2 separate regions of the Homo sapiens genome follow, and region 1 is linked to region 2. Evidence: chromatin contacts called from ENCODE Hi-C or POLR2A ChIA-PET data. All regions are on one chromosome and are shown on one strand. Each heading gives the region's core, a stretch centred on a gene start or an enhancer-like site at or near the end of the contact. The rest is flanking DNA. Distances are from core to core; before and after follow the strand shown. Region 1 overlaps RHBDD1 (rhomboid domain containing 1). Region 2 has its middle 240 kb from the start of MIR5702.

Region 1 (2,700 bases), core at 181-2,680, 560 kb before region 2:
GATCACTGATGGGCATTTGGGTTGGCCCCAAGTCTGCTATTATGAATAGTGCTACAATAAGCACACACGTGCATGTGTCTTTATAGCAGAATGATTTATAGTCCTTTGGGTATATACCCAGTAATGGATTGCTGAGTCAAATGGTATTTCCAGTTCTAGATCCTTGAGGAATCGCCACACTATCTTCCACAATGGTTGAACTAATTTACACTCCCACCAACAGTGTACAAGCATTCCCATTTTCCACATCCTCTCCAGCATCTGTTGTTTCCTGACTTTTTAGTGATCGCTATTCTAACTGGCATGAGATGGTATCTCATTGTGGTTTTGATTTGCATTTCTCTAATGACCAGTGATGATGAGCTTTTTTTCATATGCTTCTTGGCCACATAAATGTCTTCTTTTGAGAAGCATCTGTTCATATCCTTTACCTGCTTTTTGATGGGGTTATTTTTTTCTTGTAAATTTTTTTAATAAACTTTTTATTTTGGAATAATTTTAAATTTACGTAAAAGTTGCAAAGATACTGCAGACAAGTCTATTCCCTAAATGTTAACATCTTACAGTACATTTGTCGAAACTAAGAAACCAACATTGATACATTCCTCTGAACTAAATTCCAGACATTTAGATCTCACCAGTTTTTTTCACTAATTTCCTTTTTCTGTTCGGGGTCCAATCCTGGAGACCACAGTACATTTTGTTACCAAGTCTCCTTAGTCTCTTTTGGTCTGTGGCTCTTTCTGAGTCCTTTCTTGACCCCCATGACCTTGACAGTCTTGAGTGGTAGCAGACAGATATCGTGAAGAATTTCATTCGGTCTGGTTTGTCTGCTATTTGTCCTCATGGTTAGACTGGGGTTATGGGTTTTGGTGAAGAATACCATAGAGGTGAAATGCCCTCATCACATATCAACGTGCTGTCAACATGACTTATCACTGGTGACATTAACCTTGACCACTTAGATAAGTAGTGCTTTCATCAGTTTTCTCCACTTTGAACTTTTTCTTTTTAAAATGAGTTCCAAGGGAATAAAGCTTTGGCCTTTGCCACTAAGAGTTACCTGGATAAACTGGAAGAGGTAGGAGTGGGCATCTCAAGGTGGCTTTGTCACTCTTGGGCATGAGTAGGATATAGTGGTCTGGAATCATCCCTAACCTTGCTGGGTTCTGCACCCCTCATTCCAGGTGAAGTGGGGTCTGCTAACGTTGGTGTGGGTGTGTGAATCACCAGGAGGGCTGTTTAAGAAATAGTTGCTGATTGGGTGGGCTTCCCACAGAGCCCAGGCCGCTGTAGTTTTAATGAGCTCCCGGGTGACTCCGATGTACATCAGCCTTTGAGAACCATTGAGCTACAGCTCGGATTTTTCTTGCAACTGAACATATCCACCCGAGTTTCATTCTGGTATTTATATCTGCCAGCAGGTGGAACCAGAGGCCTATGACATTAAATCTGCTGAAGAAAACTAGGACAAATTCCAGTCAACAAAGCATTCCGCATCGTAAGCAGAATTAGGGTTATTTTGAAACAGATGGGCGCTACAGAGGCTGCTGCATTGAATATTATGGAGTTGTTTATTGTCTAGATGGCCCGAAACCCAGGAGTTATTTGCCAGCATCTAGCAGTTTCTATGTCATATCAGAATTCTTCCAGAGCAGAGGAGACTGACAAGGCACTGGGAGAGATATAGATACAGATATGGATATGAATGTAGATAGTTTAACCAGTTCTAATCCTGAATTTCCTCCTGCTATTGTGCATGCTGCCTCGTGTTAGTGAGTGCTTTGCAGGAATGATCCGGAGCCTCCTAAATATGCTAACTCCAAATCAGAGGAGATAAACAGACATAATCTATGGTAATAAGACAATCAATCCTGGATGCAGTAATACTCAAAATGATCTATGTTAGGCCTAATCAGGTGGTACTGGTTACTGGCTCACATTTTCACTCAAACCCCCCACTTGTACTTGCCCCCAATCCTCCTCTTTGCTTCTGCCCCTCCTCCCCCTCCCCCACCCCAACCCCCAGGAGAGCATCAGAAGGGCGGAAGTGAGATAAAAGGCCCATCTAGCTCTCATTCTGACTGTGCCTGATGCCTGGTTCAGAGTGCACACTGCTGTCTAAGGACACTCAGAACTTGGTTTGACTTGGGGGTTTCTCTGGCCTAGCACTGAGTGAATGTACAAGACCAGGGCTTATAAATTGAGTATTCCATGAGTTCTAGGAATCTGCAAAAGTCTCCAGCACCAGTGGTTCCTTTCAGGAGAATATTTCTAATTCCTTAGCCTACGACCCCAGGGCGTTAGCTGTTGCTGTTCTGCCTGGTCCGCCTAGGCTCAGAGAGGTCACGAAGGCTGTCATGGACTCAATATTTGTGTTCCCTCAAAATCCATACGTTGAAGTCCAAACCCTCAATGTGATGGCATGTGGAGGTGGGGCCTTTGGGAGGTAATTAGGTTTACATGAGGACATGAGGGTGGAGCCCCCGTGATGGCATTGGTAAACTTATCAGGGAATGAAGAGGCCAGAGCTTGCACTCTCTGCCAATGTGAGGTCACAGTGAGAAGGCAGCCATCTATAATCCAGGAAGAGGGACCCCACTATAACCTGATCATATTAGTACCTGGAACTTCTAGCCTCCAGAACCGTGAGAAATAAATTTCTGTTGTTTAAGCCACCGGGTCCATGGTAGTATTTTG
Region 2 (2,700 bases), core at 7-2,506:
TTGGAATAGAGATTGTAATTCTAGGTGTGATTTTGAAATATGGCAGCAATAATCTCTGGAGTCCTGCAGAAGCATTCCAAAATAATATTCCTAGCACTTGAGAAAAGAGGGTTGAGGAGAAACTATTTAAACACAGAGTGCCAGGAGTGTGTCTTTGTACTTTCTCTCTCTCAATCTCTCTCTCTCTCTCTCTCTCAATCTCTCTGTCTCAATCTCTCTCTCTCTCTCACTCGGTCTATCACGTTTCTGGGAGTAAGATCTGTTGATGTTTGTTTCAATTCAAGTGTGTGTGTGTGTGTGTGTGTGTGTGTGTGTGTGTGTGTGTGTAATTTAAAACCATGGTCATTTTGGCAATAATTCAGATGTACCCAAAGCTCTGTAAAACAAAACAACAGAAAAACTGGAAAACAGATTAAACTTGTGACCAGCCATTGAATGATTTACAGTTATGTGCTACTATTAAAACTAATTTCCCTAGTGGTTTCACTAGTTTTTCTGTATGCTGAAGAGTTACACTGCAGTGTGACAGATCTTTGTCTTGTTGGTAAATCACACAACATTAACGAGGTATTTAATGACTGTGAATTGGAGCTGTGATTGAGTTCTGTCTGAATTTGCAGAAAATGTTTGACTTAGAGCTCTTAGAAAATCCAGAACAGACCTTTCTTTTGCCTTACCAGCATGCTTTATTAATCACTGAAATACCTGCAGAGTACTCAAGGACTGCAAATCAAATGGGGTTAAAGGATATTCATCTGATAAGCTTCACATAAAGTCTAGATATTCGGCAATTTATTAGGAAACGCACGTACCAGCCCCAAATGAAGTTGCTGGTAAATTGGCTGTATTATTTTGCCTGCTAAGAATCTCTCTCTTTCTCTCTCTCTCTTTCTTTCTCACACTCTGTAATGTTTTCTCCCTACAATGGTCATTTCTGTGTTACTTGCTGCAGGAGCCCCATGAGGATGAAGGCAGGAGAAACAGACTATGTGCCAGGCAGCTGGAATTCCTCTAAAGCCTTTTCCTTTGAAATCAAATTCCTCCTTTCACAGGTTTATAAACAGCCCTTCCTGTGATTTTGCAGTACAGAATATGAAGATTGCCCCTGCCAGCTCAAAGCGCAGCTAGGCGCTAAGCCTCTGTTGCAGCGAGCTGGTTCCTCTGCAAGCTGCATGCTCACCATCAGGGTATGATCAGCATTATGCCATCATCCAGGGGGCGGGAGGCTGACTGTAATGCTCACACACAACCCTCCCCACTCTGTCTTGCAGGTAGCAAGACTGTTACATTAATGTGAAATGCTGGGTTCTGTTTCTGCTTTGTTTTCCCCTGCCAAGATCGTCGCAGTGATATAAAAAGAAGGAGGAAGCACAGACTGGGCAGGGTTGCTTTGTGGTTAAGAGGTTGTGGAAGTGATGATGGAGGTAGTTTCTCGTTTCTGTGATGAGCAAGAAGAAGTTTCATTTTCTTCATATGATTTCTTTTCCCATGTAACTGTCGAATTTCTAGCATAGTGGGGAAAATATATTGATAGATGTGATCTTAGATGGAGAAACTTGCTAAGCCTATTGGGTACATACATCGTGGCATGGTTAGTAGTTAGTCCTTGTGCTAGAGTTAAAGACAAATATTGGGGAAGCTATCCCATATGCATGATTATTAAATTCTTGATAGCATAATTATTGCAAGTGGCATAAAATTTAGACCAGTGAGTAACTGAGCAAATGTTCTACTTTGATAATTATGTATTTGATTTGTAAATTACATTAATATTTGTGATCAATGGCAGTGTTGGTACTATCAAAATAAACCCTATCTTATATTTCTGCATGACTGTACCCTAAGTTAAATGTATTTCAGATTTACTTCAAGTGCTTTATATAACAGAAAACTCTATGTTTGATGAATTTTAATAAATCAAACTACCTTTTAACCCCATGGTAGTGAAACGAATGTATGTAAGTTGATTACTTAGTGATCACTATGTGCCAGGCACAGTGCTAACTACTTTGTGTAAATTTTGTAATTTTAATAATCACAAAGACTGTATAATTAAGATACTATAATAATCTCCATTTGATGCATATAGAAATTGTCCCAGAAAGGTTAAATAACTTACCTTAAGTATTTAGTGATAAAGTTTGAGTTTCAACTCAGGCAGCCTGATACCAAGAAACAAACCCAATTACAGTTGCTTGATCAGAGCACTTAGTCTACTAGAGTAGATTAACCCAGCCTTCATGTATAATAGGAAGCTATTAATATGGTGAATAGATATTTCCCCCATCCTTATGGGAAAGTAGGATCAGAAGCAATTTGCATTCATTTGAGACAAAAATTTGTATACATTGGTGGGTCACAGTGGCTCATGCCTGTAATTTCAGCACTTTGAGAGGCCAAGGCGGGCAGATCACTTGAGGTCAGGAGTTTGAGACCTGCTTGGCCAACATGGTGAAACCCGTCTCTACAAAAATACAAAAATTAGCTGGGCATGCTGGCACACACCTGTAATCCCAGTTACTCAGGAGGCTGAGACATGAGAATTGCTTGAACCTGGGAGACAGAGGTAGTAGTGAGCCGAGATCGTACCACTGCATTCCAGCTTGGGTGACAGAGAAAGACTCTAAAAAAAAAAAGAAGTATACATTTACTGTCTTTTCTCATGGCTAGTTAGCTTGCATTTCTTACCATTAAGACAGA

What was found. A loop is a pair of places that touch in the nucleus more often than their neighbours do. ChIA-PET counts read pairs that join two places held with the same protein, here RNA polymerase II (POLR2A). Pooled maps may share reads with other maps.
Region 1: a loop to region 2 is called in a map of B cell, with 10 times the contacts of the local background. The contact joins two enhancer-like sites. A Hi-C loop is called at or near these places in 1 of 168 maps with a recorded cell type or tissue (B cell) and 10 of 50 pooled maps. POLR2A ChIA-PET finds 5 or more read pairs at or near these places in 1 of 52 experiments (B cell).

What each region holds. Positions count from the first base shown.
Region 1 is chr2:226,984,246-226,986,945 of GRCh38, reverse strand. The region is part of intron 8 of RHBDD1 (rhomboid domain containing 1); the gene reads right to left. It also overlaps a transcript of COL4A4 not described here. Among named protein-coding and RNA genes, the nearest start is that of RHBDD1, 150 kb to the right of the region's middle. Within about 2 kb of position 1,430, at least 5 of the 41 ENCODE cell types and tissues checked have a DNase peak (open chromatin) inside an H3K27ac peak, as active enhancers do.
Region 2 is chr2:226,422,252-226,424,951 of GRCh38, reverse strand. No RefSeq gene overlaps it. Among named protein-coding and RNA genes, the nearest start is that of MIR5702, 240 kb to the left of the region's middle. Within about 2 kb of position 1,256, at least 3 of the 41 ENCODE cell types and tissues checked have a DNase peak (open chromatin) inside an H3K27ac peak, as active enhancers do.